Regions from separate parts of the Homo sapiens genome. Here region 1 is linked to region 2. A link is an interaction called in ENCODE POLR2A ChIA-PET data of the cell type or tissue named here. Cell type or tissue: OCI-LY7. All regions are shown on one strand. Each heading gives the region's core, and the rest is flanking DNA. Links, peaks and the distances in the headings are about the cores only.

Evidence for each region. ChIA-PET counts read pairs that join two places held together with the same protein. Peaks named below come from ENCODE experiments on the same cell type or tissue, not always from the same donor. Only the 100,000 strongest peaks of a DNase experiment are listed, where the experiment ranks them.
Region 1: POLR2A ChIA-PET joins it to region 2 with 28 read pairs; 4 of 35 experiments call an interaction of 5 or more read pairs at or near these places.

What each region holds. Positions count from the first base shown.
Region 1 is chr5:126,968,321-126,978,727 of GRCh38, forward strand. All of the region lies in intron 1 of MARCHF3 (membrane associated ring-CH-type finger 3), which reads right to left. Among named protein-coding and RNA genes, the nearest start is that of MARCHF3, 57 kb to the right of the region's middle. RefSeq lists enhancers at 4,144-4,233, 4,254-4,303. In OCI-LY7, for the core only: no CTCF peak of the experiment used is centred there; a DNase peak (open chromatin) is centred at 4,391; H3K4me3 peaks cover 2,653 bases; H3K27ac peaks cover 3,078 bases.
Region 2 is chr5:126,870,814-126,881,220 of GRCh38, forward strand. MARCHF3 (membrane associated ring-CH-type finger 3) reads right to left here. Exons shown (of 5, transcript NM_178450.5): 4 at 7,372-7,581. Among named protein-coding and RNA genes, the nearest start is that of LMNB1, 99 kb to the left of the region's middle. RefSeq lists an enhancer at 4,550-5,049. In OCI-LY7, for the core only: no CTCF peak of the experiment used is centred there; no DNase peak of the experiment used is centred there.

The DNA.
Region 1 (10,407 bases), core at 2,438-7,437, 97 kb after region 2:
CCAAAGTGGCCACACCACTTTACATTTCCATCAGCAATGTATAAGGGTTCCGGTTTCTCCAAATTCTTGTCAATATTTGTTATTGTTTATCTTTTTGATTCTATCCATCTTAGTGGATGTGAAATGGCATCTCATTGTGTTTATTTGCATTTCCCTAATGACTAAAGAGGCTGAGCATCTTTTCATGTGCTTATTGGTCATATGTATACCTTCTTTGGAGAAATGCCTATTCAAATCTTTTGTCCAGTTTTCAATTGGGTTATTATTATTTTTGAGGCAGAGTCTCGCTCTGTTGCCCATGCTGGAGTGCAGTGGTGGGTTCTTGGCTCACTGCAACCTCCACCTCCTGGGTTCAAGTGATTCTCGTGTGTAGTCTCCAGAGTAGCTGGGATTACAGGTGTACCCCAGCAAGCCCAGCTAATTTTTGTATTTTAAGTAGATACAGGGTTTCGCCATGTTGGCCTGGCTGGTCTTGAACTCTACCCAGGCCTCCCAAAGTGCTGGGATTACCGGTGTGAGCTACCGTGCCTAGCCTATTTTTTTCAACTATTAAGTTGTAAGAATTCTTTATATGTTCTGGATACTAGACTCTTTTCAGATAAGTGATATGCAAATATTTCCTTCCATCCTATGGGCTGTGTTTTCACTTTCTATCTTGAAATAGTCCTTTAAAGCACAAAGTTTCAAATTTTAATTATTTTTTCTTTCATTGCTTGTGCTTTAGGTGGCATATCTAAGAAACCATTGCCTAATCCAAGATCATGAAGATTTACATGTGTTTTCTTATGAGTTTTATATTTTAGCTCTTACAATTAGTTCTTATGCATCTGAATTTTTAAAAAACTTATGTACTTCTAAGGTACAACTAATTTTAGAAAGTAAGAGTGAGTAGATTTTGATGGCCTCCAAGAGTTTAGAAAAAGGTATGAGCTTTGATGCACAATTTTACCCAACATATATATGTTGGATGATTGGAACTTTTTTTGGTCTACTTTAGGGTTTTTTGCTCTTTTGCAGCAGACAGCTGGGTTGTCCAGAGAGCTGATTCTGGAAAGGTGTATATTACTATTTAGGTAAATGGTCAGCTTCTAGTATCAGCAAAATAAAATACTCCAAACATGTTTAGGAGGAGCCCCTTACAGTCCCAAGTTTAAAAACACAGACTGTTATTTTAAGACATTTTCTATGTATAGAGCCCCACAGTTCTAACACAGGTATTTGGAAATGTAGAGAAAAGGAAGCAAAAATCAGCAGCTGGGACTTAGTTTCCAACCAAGGGAGGATGGCATGGATGGCTGCACTTCTTTCATTTGCAGACATAACCACAAACCATCAGTTGCTGGTTGACAGTTTGTTCTGGAGATGTGAGGCCAGTGGTTCTTAAACTTGAGCGAGCATTAGAATCACCTGGAGAGTTTATAAAAACCCAGATTCCTGACCCCCATCTGCAGAGATTCTGCTACAGGAGGCTGGGGTGGGGCCATTAATTTGCATTTCTAATAGGCTTCCAGATGCTGCTGGCCCTAAGACCACACTCTGAGTAGCACTACTTTAGATACATGGGCCAACCATCTCGCCCTGGTGCTTACCAAACATTGACCAAGCAAACATGAAGCTAGGTGACTCTCCTTGGGGATGAATATGATAATAATCTACTGAGAAATTCAAGAGGCTGTAAGTATCCCAATTTCATTAAAATTTCTAACCATTGGTGATGTCATTTCAGGTTCCAGGCTTATGCTCTTTTTCTTCTTCTTTTTTCTTTTTTTTTTAATTTTTTTATTTTTGAGACAGTTTTGCTCTGTCACCTAGGCTGGAGTGCAGTGGGGCAATATGAGCTCACTGCTTCCTCTGCCTCCCGGGTTCAAATGATTATCCTGCCTCAGCCTCCCAGATAGCTGGGATTACGGGCACATGCCACCACACCTGGCTAACTTTTGTATTTTTAGTAGAGACAGAGTTTCGCCATGTTAGCCAGGCTGGTCTCGAACTCCTGACCTCAGATGATACACCCACCTCAGCCTCCCAACGTGCTGGGATTACAGGTGTGAGCCACTGCGCCCAGCTGGCTTATGCTCTTTTTCTAAAAATTTGTCCACTTAGGAAAGTGTCTTGATTTCAATAAAATTAGCATGGATTAAATTACTTTTTTTCTTTTTTTTTTTTCTTTTGGTATTTGATCTTGCTCGATGAATGTGGACATCAGCTATGGGTTAGGAATGCTATTCAGGAACATCTAATGTGTTTGTGATAATGTATTTGACTTGTGGCCAAATGGTACTCTTGAGAGATGTGGTTGTGACTTTGACAGATTAAGCCAAAGTTAAATTCTGATGAAGTGCAAAGGAATTTTATCGGTCCCAGGATGGTTGCCAACTGTGTTGGGCAAAAGAGTGATTTTCCAAAAAGGTCCAGAGCAATCCGCATGTATTCTGTCACCTCTACTTCCAGTTTCTTCAAAGGCCAGCCAAAAGCTTCATTTTCCTACTTCCTGTCATTTCCAAAACCACAGCTTAAACCTGAAAAACAAATGGGAAGCTGTGTTCCTGCCTCTTATGATTGCTGCCACTTACAAACCAGCAAGAACAGAGCACAGCAAGCAGAGGAGAGTTCAGTCTTGCTGATGTCACATGAAGCAGAATGAGGACTCTGCTTGTTTGGCTCCTGAGTTTAAAAGATAAGTAGACAATTTATTGTTGGTAGGTTGAGAAAATTCAAGAACAGAGAGAAATCTGACAGTCTGGCCATAAGAAGAAATTTTTGCATTTATGTTCTTATAGCCATACCTGAAGTCAACTAATTACGTTTGGAGAGAAGTAGAATGCTTGCTTTAAGAAGAAAAAACAGGCTAGGGCGCGGTGGCACACACCTGTAATCCCAGCACTTTGGGAGGCCGAGGCGGGCAGATCATGAGGTCAGGAGATCAAGACCATCCTGGCTAGCATGGTGAAACCCTGTCTCTACTAAAAATACAAAAAATTAGCCGGGCGTGGTGGTGGGCACCTGTGGTCCCAGCTGCTCGGGTGGCTGAGGCAGGAAAATGGCATGAACCCGGGAGGCAGAGGTTGCAGTGAGCCGAGGTCGCGCCACTGCACTCCAGCCTGGGTGACAGAGCGAGACTCTGTCTCAAAAAAAAAAAAAAAAAAAGAAAAGAAAAAACAAATGTTCTATGTTGACCCTATCCCCAACATCCTTGCAGCAGGTCTATTGTACCTTAAGCTGTGCTCTAACTTCATTAGCAGGCTCTAGGCCTCTCTCCCAGAGATCACCCATGGGAGGGATCCAGCTTCCTTCACTCAGCAGCTCTTACACTGCTCCCAGGAGGAAGGAAGCATTTTGTTTTAAAGAGACTGCAACACAACCCAAAGGAAAGACAGTTATCTTAGTGTCCATATGTCCACAAGAGGAAAATGTGGGTGTAGCATTTTAATCCCAGTAAGTGACAATTAGTCACTAGGCTTCTAAGAAGTTTGACACTGTTATTCCTCTCCCCCTTTTCTAAATTGCAAGGGTAATACTGCATTTGCACAGAAACCATGCTAACTGGCTAGCTACTTCATTAAATTACCATATGATTCTTATTTTATGGGTACAAAACAGTTGATCTCAGTGAACCGGCAACTTAGAAACTTAGGAGGCAAATTAGAGCAATTACTAATAAATTATACATGTGGTAACTAACAATTTGTCTATCACCTAGAAATATGAGAAAAAACTGCCAGACTCCCTGGCTCTGCAATTCTGAACAAGTCTTTTCATTTTTTTCTTTTCCAAGACCAAAAGCTGTCATTATCCACACCAGTTATACCATTACTCTTGCTGCTTTCACAGAGTCCAACATTTATAATACAAAGTTAGGAGTACAACGAGTGGGATTTGCATTCTGTTTGGAACAGAGTGTTTGACTGCTTAAAATTAAAGAACTAAAAAAAAAAAAAAAAAAAAATTCCCAGAACCTCAAATCACCCCCTAAAAACCAGGAAGTGAGATTCATGTTAGCTTTCCCTAAGTAAGTTTATGGAAGAGATAATGGCAAGAGGTAGGGGCAAAGTATCTGTTCATTCATAATCACTACTGTGCTTCGTTTCTGGGCAAGGTAGTCTGATGAAATTAAAGGAAGTTCTGTGTTACAAGTCATGTGCTTTTATGGGGGAGGAGGTGAGATGAGGTCAATTAACAAGATATGATCTTTCTCTTCTCTCCCTGCTTGTCTCACCCAGGCCTCGGGTGTGCCATTCAACATGAAAGGTGTTGATGCCATTCATTAATTGAGGGTCAGATTCCTCTATCAGCATATTCCTCCCATCTGAGACTGCCTTACCTCCATCCACTTCCACCCCCAACAGGTTTCATTTTCTGCAGCTGCTGTCAAGAGCTACGTGGAGGAAGAGAGTGGTTTTAACAACTGCATGCTCAAATTTATTCTCACTGGCCTCTTGTTTGAAGGAAGTCCAATGTCTAGACCCTGGATGTTGAAACAGGATGTAAAAAAAACACCAAAAAAACCCTGTATATTTGAGAGAGTTTTGAAACCCATCCCAAATACACTCCAGCAATGGAGAAAAATTTGATTTTGGCATAATTTATATACCACATTTCTCCCCGTACCCAACAAAAGTGTATGCTAATGTCTCTATATCACATGATATATCAGTTTAAAATATTCTTTCTCTTTGCCTTTGTTCGTAGTCTCATTTCCACTTTTACTTAAAATTTTAATATCTTCTCCCCAGGTTCTTTATTTATTTTTGCTATATGCCTGAATATAAGACCTAATTCCATGTCACCAATATCTCCCTTGAGAAGCACTGATGTTAAGTAGAATAAAATGTAATCAACACTCATTGTTTCCTACCAGGACAACAGTAGGGTTTAAAACAAAACCAACCTCGTTATGAATTCCAAACGCCCTTCTAAATAACTCTGGGTGCCATTTCACAACCTGACCTGCATAGTTCCTTTAGGCTGCTGTGGGAGTTGTGACTATCCTGTGTCCACGTTTGCATGCTAGGTTGCACTAACCCAGTAAACACATTCTGTATCAGCCTGCAGTTTGTGGAGGTCCGAGCACAACGCATGGAATTCCACCTCTCTGGGGTTCCTGCCAGGTGGAGCAATCCAGAAGTATAGCTTCCACCTGTAGGGGAGGCGCCTGCAAACCTGGCAGCTCTGAGGTCACACTGCTCTTAATTCAGACCACATCTGAGCTCACCTAGCTAGATGCTAAAGCAGACAATTGCAGAAGTGCAGAGGGTGGCAGAGAGAATTTGGGGGCAATGATCCTCAACTCTCACATTCCTTTTGACTAAAATGCATTGTAATGACTCTACCTACTTCAGTAGTGCTAGGAAAGAGATGTGGATTACTGCCTCTGTGCAATGATAAAGCAGTAAGTTATCCGTATTAGTAAGAACATATATACGTTTTTGTAGTTCATCACCATCCAAATTGCCTAAGGTGATGGCCATAAAGAACATTATTTTCAGGCATAAATATAAGTTGGAGACTGAAGGATCTGTAAGAGGAATACTTTCTATCCAGAATATTAAGCAAAATCTATTTTTTTTTTTTTTTTTTTTTTTTTTTTTGAGACGGAGTCTCGCTCTGTCGCCCAGGCCGGACTGCGGACTGCAGTGGCACAATCTCGGCTCACTGCAAGCTCCACTTCCCGGGTTCACGCCATTCTCCTGCCTCAGCCTCCCGAGTAGCTGGGACTACAGGCGCCCGCCACCGCGCCCGGCTAATTTTTTGTATTTTTTAGTAGAGACGGGGTTTCACCTTGTTAGCCAGATGGTCTCGATCTCCTGACCTCATGATCCACCCGCCTCAGCCTCCCAAAGTGCTGGGATTACAGGCGTGAGCCACCGCGCCCGGCCGCAAAATCTATTTTTTAAAGTGAGGTGCCCAGAATGAAGAAAAGATGGATGGGGACCCTTCCCTCCCTCAAGCAGGTCAGATTGCTGGGAATGATGGTCCAGGCTCCTGGCCCCCATCCTTTCCTGTCAAGGCTACACCTAAGTGAGGGTAAAAAATCCTGGAGAAAACCACTGCAGGAGGCAGAAGCCTCCCCAGTGTGTCCTACTTCTGAATTCTGTTATTGGACCAAAAGAGCCCTCTGCTCTTCTCCTCCATATTTTTCACTGTTGCTCTCTGGGTAATCAGAGGCAGAGGGAAAAAAAAGTAACCTTTCCTGATACTCTTGCCCTTGTATTTTGTTCAAAACTCTCTGTTACCAAAGGAATGATTAGGAACCTCAGTTGGAGGTTCTGAAATCAAAATCATTGCGTTGATCAAAGGTAGGGCCTTTCTAGCACTGTTTGTCAGATGAACTCATTTAAAAGTGGATTTCAGGGAATCTTGACCAAGATTTCAGATCACCACACACAAGTTACGGAGACTGTGTTTACTCAGACAATAAGAAAGTACATCTCTTTCTGTAACCTAAACTCTGCTTCTTATTAAGTTTTTACATGTTCAGTCATGCTTTGAGCATTACTTTATTCCAATAAATTAATTTTATCTGTGACTTAAAAGTCTTAATGAGAAGCTATGTAAGTTACATGTGACAGCTGAAGTAATCTGGCTACCATTCATTCTGAAATCTATATTTAAAGTGGGATATAACATTCTTTTTTTCAAAATTTATTTATTTATTGAGATGGAGTCTCGCTCTGTCACCACACTGGAGTGCAGTGGTGCAATCTCAGCTCACTGCAACCTCCGCCTCCCAGGTTCAAGTGATTCTCCTGCCTCAGCCTCCCGAGTAGCTGGGACTATAGGCGCATGCCACCACACCCAGCTAATTTTTGTATTTTTAGTAGAGACAGGGTTTCACCATGTTGGCCAGGATGGTCTCAATCTCTTGACCTTGTGATCTGCCTGCCTTGGCCTCCCAAAGTGCTGGGATTACAGGTGTGAGCCACTGGGCCTGGCTGAAGTGGGATATAATATTGTAACAATGAAATTTTACTATTACATTTTCATGTGTTCACATATATAGTTGAAAAAAATTTTTTTATTAAGTTTTCTTCTCTTTTTAATTGACACAAAATTATACATATTTCTGGTGTACAATGAGATGTTTGATATACATTGTACAAGGATCAAATCAGGGTAATTAACAAATCCACCACCTCAAACATTAATCATTTCTTTGTAGTAAAAACATTCAAAATCCTCTCTTCTAGCTATCAAGTTATTTTGTAATTTGTGTAATATTCTGGTAAAACGGCCTAAACTGGGGTCATATTTCCTCATCAGCCGCATTCTGCTAATGCCAGATGCCCTGGGAAGATCTTCACTGCCATCTTGGAAGGATGCAGAATGTGGTGATGAGGAAGCCATTCTCCCAGGTACAGCAAAGGCAGAGTCTGTTGGCAACCCACCTGAAGGGCAGTAGACTTCTAAATAGCGAGTTGAGGTCCATGTGGGTGAAGCTAAAACCCAGAACACTTTTACTGGCTAAAAATCATGATGATTCAAAACTCAAACCTTCACATGGATGCACCCAAAGTGAATCAACAAAATTTAAAGTCCTTTGAATAGATCAATCTTCTCTAACTAGAAAACAGACCTCATTTTCTCTCTTTGCCATATCATATTCCCAGTAGGCCTGTGCCAATGCCTCTTTGGGTTTCTTTCACTCCCTTTGCAGCTGTTCTTTTGTTCCTGTCTCTCTTTTGTGGCTCCCCAGGGTGATGTGCAAAAAAGCTCCTTCAACCAGGTTTCCACTGTCTTTTTTTCCTACTTAGGATAATGTTCTCCTGCTATCACCCAGGGAATGACATAGAGGGATCTTTCTCCTTCTATATTCATGCAGCTGAGGCACATCTTCATTCTTTTTGTTAATCTTTTTTTCCCAGTTAAGATACATTTTTGTTATGTCCTCTATGGGACACACCTGGGTGTCCATACTACAGTGTGGAGGACCTTGAGGGTAAAATTATCCACAGCCCAGTGGAGTTTGGACACAAAATCTTACATGACTCGATCAATTTCACTTTGCATTTTGCCAGCCCTGAACCTAGGAATCATTCTGTCTTCTTGTTAGCTTACTCTGGTTTCAAATCTAGGTACAAGTCAAACTCTCTTTCAGCTCCTCTGCTACTTGGTCTCCAGGTTCATTGCCTCTGCTTTGGGCTACCCTGGCTTCCTTGCAGAACTATCTGACCCTCTACTGGGGCACTCAGCCCCTGTGTGGTTTCCAAAAGCTGAGCCTCTGTATTTCCTTTCTATCTATCTAGACCTCTTCACATCCTTGACCTGCCTTGGGGCCACCTCAGACCTGGGGTGGCTGATTAGTTGTCTCCCCACCCAGCTGAGGTCACCATGGCTTTCTCCTATCTCCTGTTTCTGAGGTCAGGAGCTGAAATGACACAATTTCCTTCAGGAGCCCACTCTGGCATCTGCAGTTGCACACATGGCACCTGGCTCTCTCTCCCTCTGGGAATCCTCGCCCCGATCCTGGCAGCAGGGAGAGCCCCATTGGGCCCTCCACCTGCTCACGTGGCAGGCAGCCCACACATCCTGCCTGGAAATGCCCCCACAGTGATGCTTTCCTGATCTGGTTTACATCCACCGATCCTGGGTTTGCTTCTTGGTCCCATCCTCCAAGACAATTCCTAGGAGCTTTGAAGAGAAAGGAAGGTCTATGTATATGAGAGGTGATGCCTGCTCTTAATGCCCTGCTATCAGGCCACATTTGGAGGCACAGGTTTTATCAGTTTTGGCCAGACTGCTGTCCACCCAACATAATCAGCACGTACATGACTGAAGGCAGAGCTCTGCTCTAGGGCAACATGTTTTGGGTCCGAGGTAAATAGCAGATACAGAGGTGCTGAGGGGATCACATGAAGTCATGCTGCTGAAGTTACTGTTGCCCTGTACAAAGTCCTTTTTCATTTTTATAAGGACCCCAAGGCACAGCTTTGTTTTAGTAGTGGCTTATATAATTGACTCCCCTCTTTGCCTTGGCTGCTGGAAAGCTTAGCACCAAACCTGAAGGTCACCTAGGGCATAGAATAAACCTGAATGAATTTTTATAATAATCTTAATCACTGGTCCATTTTATATTCTTACCTTTCATTTTTCACTTCTACCCCCAACCCATCTACCTCTAATGTATATTTCCTTGCCAGCCACCTTAAGCCCTTCCTAAATCAAGGAATCGGCAAACATAAAATAAGGTAAACAAACATAAAAATGGGGTTTTATGGAAAACTGAAACAGATCTCTTTCACACCGTTGCTTGGAAGATAAATTTCTAGAGAGCAATAACTACTAAATATTACAATGCATATATTCATGACACAGAAATATCAATTCCAGAAATTTATCCTACAGTCATACTCATATAAGTGTGCAATATATGTTTGATTGCAGCTTGTTTATAATAGAAAAAAGAAAAAGAAATAAGGTAAGTGTACAGGAATGGCTAAACACAGCATGTTGCATGTATACAAGGCAACACTATTCGGCCATTCCGAAATGCAAGATTAATATACATGTCCTAACATCAAGGATGCCTTCAATGTATTAAGTAAAACACAAAGACATTTGTGATTAGGGGTACAAACAAAAATTGTCATCCTTAGCATAGAGGCTTTCTCATAATTCAAGGCAGTATTAAGTAACTAACAGATATGAGAAAGCAAAATTGGAGAAGCTGAGGGAGCTATATTCTCTGAATTAGCACAAGTACAGAGCAAGAGTGTGGGGAAGGCAGGTAGAGCCGAGGAAAGATGAGGGGCTGGCCCCCAAGAGAAAGGCTTTGGCAGTTGAGTATTGTATGTTGGGAATCTTGTGATGTTTTGTCTTCACGTGGTGAGTTTTCTTTTCACTCTACCCCCAAAACCCTCAGTAAAACCTACCTTATTTTCCAATACTTTTGCAGCTGGATTTATTTTGGAGGGAACTGATAAAGTACTACATGTGACCTAAAGGCCAGAAAGGGCCAAGGAGAGAGAGACTGCCCAGAGTGACCAGCCCCATTCGGGTCACCAACCGATAATTAGGTCCCATGCAGAATTAGTTCTGGACATATTGGGAATGGAATGTTGAAGAATAGGGAAAGAGTGGGGGAAAAAGAACAAAAAGCCAGATCAACCCTATGTGAAAGGATGTTTTGGCTTAGTAGATACTAAGGTTTCTTTTCATACCTAGATAACAGAGATTTATGAAAAAGGTGAAAGGATCACAGGAGAGAAGATAAGATGTCAGAGTGTCCACAATTAAACATGTGACAGATATATGAAGTACTCGTTCTGACTACATTAGTTGTTACAGGCATATCAGCATTATCTAAGAAAAGAAAAAAGACGTTTTCTTCATTCAACATTCCCCTCACTGCCCACTGGACCTCTATGCAACTCGGCTTTTTGCTCTCACACAGAACTGCCCTGACTGTTT
Region 2 (10,407 bases), core at 3,078-8,077:
AAGAGAAAAGAATTCAGGTCAGCAGAAGTGGATAATCAATACAAGAAACAAATATGTCATTTGAAAGAGCTTCAAAGAGCTGGAAGCACTATGGCAGGGCAAGAACCCTGGGAAAATGGCTCTGGCACGCAGTGAGTGTTGAGAGATTGGGCACCAGCCAAAGAGCACCCTATGTGTGGACACATGGGCAGGGCTTGCATGGTGGCTTCCTTTGTTCCTCCTCATACCGGGTAAATTCAGGATATAAATGGGAAAATGAGGTTATTTCTGAGTTTGGATTTATTTTCGGACTAGTGGTGGATACAATGCCAGCCCTCGCCCAGCTGTGTGACCTCAGCAATGCGCCTATCAGGTGCCTAGGTTCTTCTCTGTTAGATGAGTGGGATGCTAGGGCTTCATGAACCTTCCTGCAAGTTAGACCCTGCACAACTCAAAGGATCCCATTCATACTATGATATGAAGGACACCCTTTGTACTGTCCTGTGGACAACCTGCCCAACAGCCTGGTGGCCCCAGTGGGTGATTCCTAATTGCATCCAGCTCCAGCATTCTATAGCTTCCAATAAGGAAATCACAGTGTGGCCACTAACTCCCCTGATAAATCTTCTCGAGCCTCAGGCTAGGTGGGGCACGACTCCCTTGGGTGCCCACTGTGCCTCAAGCTTACCCACATGGCACTGAGTGTCCTGAACAGCACTGTGCATGTTTTTCTCTCCCCCTGCACTAGAAGCATCTTGAGAGCAGGCGTTGTGTTGTGTTCATCTTTGCATGCCCAGCACCTGTTACAATGTCTTGCACTTAGGAAATTGCTCAAGAGAGTTTGCTGAGTAAATGAATGAGTGAATAAGCATCCTATATTTTCTGATTGCAACACTGCTTCAAACTTAAGCCTCTCTCTCTTTTTTTTTTTTTTGGATGGAGTCTTGCTCTGTCACCCAGCTCAAGTGCGGTGACATGATCTCAGCTCACTGTGACCTCTGCCTCACGGGTTCAAGCGATTCTTGTGCCTCAGCCTCCTGAGAAGCCGGGATTACAGGCATACGCCACCATGCCTGGCAAATTTTTGTGTTTTTAGTGGAGACAGGGTTTCACCATGTTGGCCAGGCAGGCTGGTCTCGAACTCCTGATCTCAAGTGTTCTGCCTGCCTCAGCCTCCCAAAGGGCTGGGATTACAGGCGTGAGCCACTGTGTCCTGCCAAACCTCTCATATAATACATGATGGTAGAAGCAGTGACATAATGGTGCCTGAGAGATCCTTGTCTTTTTTTTTTTTTTTTTTTTTTGAGACAGAGTTTTGCTCTTGTTGCCCAGGCGGAAGTGCAATGGCGCGATCTCGGCTCACCGCAACCTCTGTCTCCCAGGTTCAAGCGATTCACCTGCCTCAGCCTCCCGAGTAGCCACCATGCCTGGCTGATTTTGTATTTTTAGTAGAGACAGGGTTTCTCCATGTTGGTCAGGCTGGTCTCGAACTCCCGACCTTAGGTGATCCACCCACCTCTGCCTCCCAAAGTGCTGGGATTACAGGCGTGAACCATGGTGCCCGGCCAAGGTGCTTGCTTTTTATGTACATATATTGGAATGAGATGCTTAAACCTGTAGTCTGTTTTGGAGAAGGCTGGCATAAAACATTGATGGACCGTCCAAGAAATTCAGAGTCTGATGTGTAGGTAAGTGCTGGAAAGGAAGGAGACCATGAGCTTGGAGTGACAAATCAGGTCTGGGCTGTTTAATTATCTGGGAGTAGGTGTGTTGTGTTGATCCCACTAAAGGTCTATGGTGGTCAGAAAGTAGGCTGGCCTGATGACTTGGTCTCGAGTTTCTGGAAGTAGATGAAAGGCAGGCCCTTGATCAGAATGGGCTTTTTAGTCTTCATGGCAGGATCATGAAATTCAAGGCCACTTATTCAAATTTCTGAGGCTAGAAAGCAGATGCCACGGGCCGAGTGCCAGAGAGGGTTGAGTATGAAAATATACGCTTTTAAACTCACACAGAAGTGCTTTTCTCCAAAAGTCCCTGAACATGCTAAAGTGGATCAGTTTGGTTTTTTTTTCAAGTGTGATTCTCTTGTATCTATTCTGTCCTGCTGCTGCTTGGTGCCACTCACGAATGTAGGAGAGGCAGGCTGGGAAGCCAGCTGTTCAGGGCCAACAGCGGGAAAGAGGTGGAATGCAGACAATTATTATACTAATAAGGAACTTTGGCAATATAAGAAGTCTGGAATCTGGGAACATTACGGGAAAGCTGGATTTCAAATCAAGAGTCCCCTTTTCCATGATGCTGAGAGCTGTGCACACTGGCATTAGTAATTGGAGAAGTAGTTATGAGTGCAGGCCGCAGGCTCCGGAGCCAGGCACACGGGCCTGCAATCTGCATCCTCTACTTAGTGGTTACGTGACTTGGGGAGGTTATTTGCTGTCAACAAGCTTCAGTTTCCTTGTTTGTAAGATGTGAATAATGATATTTGATGTAATGCATATAAAACACCTAGCACAGGGCACAGAGCATACATTTTAGTGTTCTTGGGCTGGTATTTTGTGTGTCTTAAATATAAGAAAGAATTTTGTGACACCCTTTAGATACAGGGTAACAGAAAAAGAAAAAAAAAAAAAAAGAGAGACAGAGACAGATTGGGCTATTTCCTTTAAGGCTCTGCTCTCGGCGTGGTCCTGGACCAGCAGCAGGCTGCATCACCTGGGAGCTTGTTAGAATATCAGAATTTTGGGCCCCACCCAGACCTAAGGAATGAGAGAGTGCATTTTAACAAGACCCCCAGGTGATCCGCATGTGCATTCAAGCCTGAGACGCACTGCTTCAAGGAACACAGGGAGTCAGCGACTTAGCAGGTCTCCTGGTTCCATGGCCAGGAAATTAAAAAATTCAGCCCACTTGTGTAGACAAACAGATGAGATCTTATTATACATTAATCTATTTTAATTGTGGTTAATCACTACAGTCTGCAGGCAAATTCAATTAATAAGAAGAAAGCAACATAAGAAGATGCTTCTTTGTCAGGGAAAATAAAGGCAAGTTGAGCACAACGCCAAGGAGACCACAGGTTTGCATTGCCCTGGGTTAATGCTACTTCTCTAGATGCTCCAAGACACTGCATCCCTGCAATGCAATATAATTGGAAAGAAAGGAGGTCTAATTTAGAAGAAGAATAAGGCAGCGAGGAAAAAGAAAACATAAAAAGATGCTCCAACAATAATGTTAGGAATTTCACTTAGATATTTCTTAAATTTTTGAGTTTAGGAGAGAGGAGGAAGAGAGTATAGGGCCACTATTATAAAAATACTGCTCCTTATGGGATGCGCTTCCTGAAGTTTCTAGTTTATTCATCTAACTAACCTCCTATCATGGGCAAGTCTGCTGTACAAAGAGTTGTGATCGCATGAATATTATGAGAAGGGTTAGAAAATGTTAGCATCCACTCTTCCCATTAGGGAGGTGACTGCGGCTGGGGCAAAGGTGTGCTATAAAGTCACAGCAGGCGGCCTGGTGCAGTGGCTCATGCCTGTAATCCCAGCACTTTGGGAGGCCGAGGCAGGCAGATCACCTGAGGTTGGGAGTTTGAGACTGCCTGACCAACATGGAGAAACCCCGTCTCTACTAAAAATACAAAATTAGCTGGGCGTGGTGGCACATGCCTGTAATCCCAGCTACTTGGGAGGCTGAAGCAGGAGAATCGCTTGAACCTGGGAGGCGGAGGTTGCGGTGATCTCGGCTCACACCACTGCACTGCAGCCTGGGCAACAAGAGCGAAACTCCCTCTCAAAAAAAAAAAAAAAAAAGTCACAGAAGGCTTTGGGATATCTGATTACATATTTTGATTTTGCCCTTTCTCTCTGGAAGTGGTGTGACTTAGGGATATCGATGGGACTAGGCCTTGGCAAACGGCCTCCTCAGCAATGTGCCCAGCTCACCTATCTATCTCTGACTGCACTGGGGAAAAGGAGTATAGGAGTGAATTGGTCATGGGGAAATACCGCTGAATACCCTCAGGATGCTTGTAGGCCGTGTGGGGGATGTGTCTAAAGCAGCCCCACAGTGAGCCTTGTTGGGACAGCGTTCCATTGGCAGTTCCCCCTTTATAAGAAGAATTTAAACAATCAAACCTTGGGACTGGGAGTCACACTTTGAGGAACCGGGTCGCTCATTCATTCCCTTCTGTGCTGGACACTGGTTGCATCAGTGATGCAGTGAGTGGAAAGACTTCCTGTACATGGTGCCTCAATTCTCCTCCAAACTCCAAACTGGGGCTGATACCAAGTCCATTACCGACAATTTCTTCATGTTTAATGTGGACTCAGTTCTCAGCCAGCTCTCTTTGTGTCTGTCTACGGGTTTCAAATCACTTGTGACATGGACAGTGATGTTTCTAGGACACCTCTCCCTGAGCTCTTAGGGTGGAGCTGACCAAGGCCCTGGCCTCCTGGGGCCCAGGTGTGCTTCTGGAACACAGCAGGTTCCAGAAGGTGGGACTCCATGAGGGTGTGTCAAGGCTGGACCTGCATGGCCACGTGTGCCTGCGAGAAACTCCAAGGCACTCTGAGGCGTGCAGCGTGAGCGCTTGTCCTTCTTCACAGTACCAGGGAGGCCCTTCCAGGAACGGCTCCTCTGAGGAGCCAGGCTTGGACTGACACCGTGTTTGTTTATCTAAGACATTTTCACAGCATATTCTCCTTAAGCTTGACAGCTTGTTTACAATGGGTTTCTGCCGCAGGGCAGTTTCCAAGTGCTGTCAGCTTCTGAATTACGGCTCTTGCCAGGGCCGCTCAGCACAGCATTTATCTGGGACGGAGTTATTCTATATTCAGTAACCTATTGCTGAGCTGACTCCACAGCACGTTTTTCACACCAGTCAAAGGGGGAGAGATGCCTTCTTTCCCTCCTGCTACTTTGCATTCTATAAAGGGCAGGGGGAGGGTGGAAGCTGGGGGAGCAGGGAAGCCGCAGGAAGGAGCCTGGGGCCAACACTCTGCTAGGTGCTTGCATGTATGTTCTCAGACGTTATCTCACTTACTCTTTGCAATAACCGATTGACCTAGCGGTTATCAATTATTTCCTGTATTTTTTTGTACAAGAGGAAGGATGAACAGAGAGGTTAAGTATCCTATTTGAATTTACACTGTTATTAGGGTGATAAATCTTGGGTTTAAACACAGGGCCCTTGGATTCTAAACGCATGCATAGCACTGCCCGTGAGAAACATTTCTGGAATGAAGTATGTTACCATTTTCCTGAAAGAGCCTAGTCTAGGTACCTTTTCTACCCAAACCTTCCTTTCACCTGAGATGGGAGATGAAACGAGGTCACATCCATTTTTTCTTGAGATAACCTTTCTTTTCTTCCTTTCTTCCTTCTTTTCCAGCCACCTATCACCCTGTTTCTTTCTTGTTAGATAAGTGTATGCTTTACAAAGCAGGATTTCAGAAAGGCCTTACATTGGTTTTGAAAGCCCAGCATTTAAGCTCACTTCATCCATCCTTCATCATAGGCACTCTTCTAAAAAAAATTATAGACTAGAAAACCTCTAAACATGGCAAGAACTTATATTATTCTCCAAAGTACTTTCCCATAAACACTTTGACTTAAATCTCATAACACCAGGGGAATTTGGCAGGATGGGCATTACCACTATTTCCACTTGACAGATGAGGACACTGAGCCTCACAGAAGCCAAATGACTTTCCCAGGGTGGTGCTGTTGACCAGGAGTTAGATAGTGCTGCTTAGACTCCTTCATTTCTTATTTCTAACCCTCCTCCCATCACAATGGAAGCTACTGGAACAGCTTCGTTGCCTGATTCAAAATGAACCAGGATGAACTTTGGAAGCGTAGACTTTTTTTTTTTTGAGATGGAGTCTCACTCTGTCACCAAGGCTGGAGTACAGTGGCACGATCTTGGCTCAGTGCAACTCTGCCTTCTAGGTTCAAGCAATTCTCCTGCCTTGGCCTCCCAAATAGCTAGTATTACAGACATGCACCACGATGCCCAGCTAATTTTTGTATTTTTAGTAGAGACAGGGTTTCGCCATGTTGGCCAGGCTGGTCTCGAACTTCTGACCTCAAGTGATCCGCCCGCCTCAGCCTCCCAAAGTGCTGGGATTACAGGCATGAGCCACCGCGCCCAGCTGGAAGCGTAGACTTCTAAAGGAAGCAATAATAGTTTTGCTTGGGGCTTCACTAGCCTGGGAACAGAATGTCTAAATTAACCATAAGACTCAGATAAGTTCTTAGCATTAGAACACTCCCTCTTTACTGAAACTGAAATGTATCTCCTTACTGTTTGAACACTCTCACTGGAGGGGAGGCACAGAGCTGGAAGAGCCATATGATGAAGAAGAGGGAAATGAACAGGGTTGTGGGAGTGGCAGCTGGAGGAACAGGGTCTGGGAGACACAGAAAGGGAGGAAGTATGTGCTAGAAGCAGCTTCCACATGCTGACACTGTGCTATGGGATATGGGAATGGTACACTTTAGACAGGAAATACATATTGAATAACAGTGGAACGTGCTCAGATTAGAAACGAGCAGGCACAGGAGAGTAATGCCAGGAAGCAGGGGGCCCAGCTTCTGAAAATATTCTAGAAGACAGTGATGTCCTTCCCTGCAGCTCCCAGAGGAAAGCATAAGGAGAGAGATCAAATGTTGCATTTTGTGGGTGCTGTCAACTGGTACTCAAGCGATCAACTTACTGCATGAAGTTAAAAGTTAAAAGAATGAAAAAAGTGATATGTAAAAATTCTTCCTCACACACAGCGAGAACACTTATTGGGAAATGGCCTTTCTTTGGTGGCAGCTTCTCAGCTAGATAAATTAGTGCTTTTATGGGCAGCAGAGTCAATATCCCAACACACAGAATAATCACCAGGCAAAGTGCGGCTCCACGTCCAACAAAGACTTTAGGCTGTGTCAGGACGTAAGAAGGAAATAACCAGCAGGGAGGATTCACGATCTGTGCAGGCAGTGACAGCAACAGCAGCCAAATGCATCATTCATAATATACTACAATCCCGGCAAAAATGAGAAACATAAACAAGGGAAAGAAAATGCCAAGACTCATAACAGATGGAGTCCTAGACTACTAGAGGAGAGAAACGTCCATGGTGTGTCTGTGTCTTTGACTGATGGACACCCAGAAGCCAAACTTTTTCTTTATGTGATCCGCCTTAGCAGCACAGACACACACACAGACAAACACACACACACACACATAGTCATAAACCAAATCTCATGCTCCCGCCAGCAATCGAAGGTCTGTTTTCTACCGGGCAGGTGAGATGTGTTACAGACAAGAGGAAAGGCTTGTGCCAGCTGTGAGGCTGCCAGCTCCAAATGGCCTGAACCCCAGCCACGGCCCATACTTACTAGTGTCCAAAAGAGGTAAATAGTGAAGAGTGCGACAGTGAGTGCAATCAGTCCGACGGCTTCCAGCCGACTACTAAAGTGCAGGTGGTCCACGGCGCCCCGCAGGCACAGCCAGCCCGAGATGGTGGCCAGGGGAGTTATAAACAAGAAGCACACCATGTCGCCAAACAGAGTCCGCTTCTCATGCTGGGGGCCAGGGTTTCTCAGCCACTGCCAGGTAAAGGGAGACAGAGAAGAGCAAGGGAGAGGGTTAAATGCCAGTGTGGAGTGGAGACACGCTGTTCTGAAGTTATCTTTGCCTTCAGAACCTTGGGAAAAGGCATTTCTGACTTGTTATGAGATAACAAGGAAGTGTTCAGGGCTCATTCCCATGCTCCACCCCCTGAATAATAATGATATGATACAAATAACAATAATAATTTATAGTGTCCTTGCTGTAGATGACCTACTTTTTGTGAAAATAGTCGTTACTATTCAGAATCACAATGATCCCATGTGGAAGGAAGAGAGAATGTTACGCTTGGAAGGTGACAGCTGAGGTAGGAGAAGTTCAGTCATGTGTCCAAAGCCTTCCAGTGTCTTCACCCTGGGAATATGTGCTGGAAACGGTTGAGTTGCTCAAGCCCCGCACATTCCCAAGACAGGCCTGTTTTTAGGACTGGCTCTTGACCAGCTTCTGAGAGATGAGCTCTGAGTCCTAGTAACATTTTACCTGATAAGAGTATTTTGCATGCCAGAGGCCTTGGGCCCACAATACTAGTATGATGAGACACTTTATGCCAACAATGTGATTTATGGTGAACACCTATTTTTGCCCTGGGAGCCTGGAGTTTGAGTAGCTGAGGTCAGTCATGCAGATATTGCATGTCTGTGTGACTGATCCCAGTCAAATCCTGAATACTAAAGCTCAGGTGAGCTTCCCAGATTGGCAAATACTTCGCCCATGTTGTCACAAATCATTGCTGGAAGAATTAAGCATATTTGTTTGACTCCACTAGAAAAGGACACATGGAAGCCTGTGTCTTGTTTCTCCTGGACTTCACCCCATGCACCTTCACCCTTTTCTGCTTTTAATCTGTATCCCTTTGCTGTAATAAACCATAACCATAAGTATAACAGTTTTTTCTGAGTCCCGTGAGTACTTTTAGTGAATAATTGAGCCTGAGGATGGTCTTGGGGATACCAAACACGGAATAATACTCACCTGACCCCATGAACTCATTAATGCCCACTCTTGGCTTTTGGATCCTGAACCTCCTCACTTAGGACCACCTCTGACATCTTGATTATGCTGCCATCTTGACTGAACTAATCCCCAAAAGGATGGGGAAAACCTCATGCTTGTTGAAAGACTAAATAGAATTTCTACAGTTAGGAAAATAGGATGGCTGTCCTCCCATTTGGGTACCTGCTTAATGCTTGCTATAATGCTTTCCAAAATCCATTCGACAATAGATTTAATTCAGTGCTTACATACTGGTGTCAATTCACATGAGTAATGAGGCCTGATAGCTCTTCTTCAGATTAGCATTGAAACACTCTACAGATAATTTGACATTCCCATCTCACTGTTCCATGTAGTAAACAGAGGCCAAGGAGTCCAGAGAAGGAGTGGGGTCAAACACAGACGATGGGGTTGGGGTGAGGAGAGACACTGGTACTCTTTGCCTTCCATCTTGTTCCTACCAACAAACAGGGACCTAGCATTGACTGTCTGCTGATGCGTGCCCAGCAGTGCCACACAGCTGGCTTGCCAAACAGGAGCACTGGCCACTTGCAGCCCAAGTGGCCAGGGCAGCGAATCCTACAAAACCACTGGGAGGAAGAGAAGGGCCATGATGGGTGAGACAAGAGTGGGTGGGGCTGACAGGAGAGGGAGGGGAAGGCCATGCTCAAGCATGGAACGACAAAATAGAAAAGCGGCAAAGAGGGAAAGAAGTTGAGGAAAGAGCAGTGTAAGGCCTGGCAAAACCCCAATGAGTGAGTAAAAGAAGCAGGAGGTAAAAGGCACCAAAGAAAGTTTTCTGGGAGGTGCCCTTCCTCAAATGTTTGCATGAATCCCCAACACTCCACCTTTCAGGGACAAGCCACCTTAAACACGGGCTGAAATGCTGAATACAGTCAGTTTCACCTCGAAAGTGGACACAAATAAATATTAAAACATAGATAATGGGGAGCTGACTTGTCTGCGAATTTAAATACTGCATTATATTTAATATAAATACCAAAATAAGTGCAAATGATATTAATCCTGCCATGTGTTGTCATGCCACCTCAGACATCTCAGCAGCTTCAAAGAAATTCAAAGAGCTCTTATTAATTAACATGTTCTTGCCTGAGTACTGGGAATATCACTATCAAGTGGAGAGTAGAAATAGGGCATTATTGTATCTTAATTTTATAGAGGCTCAGTAAAGTTAAATGATGGTGCCAGGTGATTCAGAAGCTGAACTGAGAAGAGGATCGAGATCTCTACTCTTATTTAGATGTTAGTGAATGTTCAAAAATTAAAATCGCAAGACATTTAGACATCCAGATTATTAAACAATGGTGACCAAATTATAGCAAACCAACCCAATTCTCCTCATGGTTCAGGTTTTCCCTGGAAGCAGATAGACATCTGGTGTACTCTTCTCTGTACTTCCATTTTGGAACAGTAGGCCCTGAACACATATGCTACCGATGTCCACAGAAACACTGACCTCATTAGCTAAGACTTCCCTTCCTTTCTTTTGCTTGGGAATTCTGGATGCATTTTATTAAAACTAACTTAGTACTTTACTTATTTATGTGGCCCTTGACATTACCCTATGAAATGACTTAGATATGGAAGGAGGGGAGGAGGTAATTACGAATCAGTGTTTATCTCTGCCAGATGCAAAATAAATGTGCAAAGACAAACTAGAGATTATGATTGCTTGTTTCCAGTTTCCTGTTTTCTAACTGTTCTTTGATCTTCCATATTTATGTGCCCATGATCACCCAATAAGATGAATTCTGCATCTTGTTAACTCTAGTTTTGGGGGGTTCGGCTTA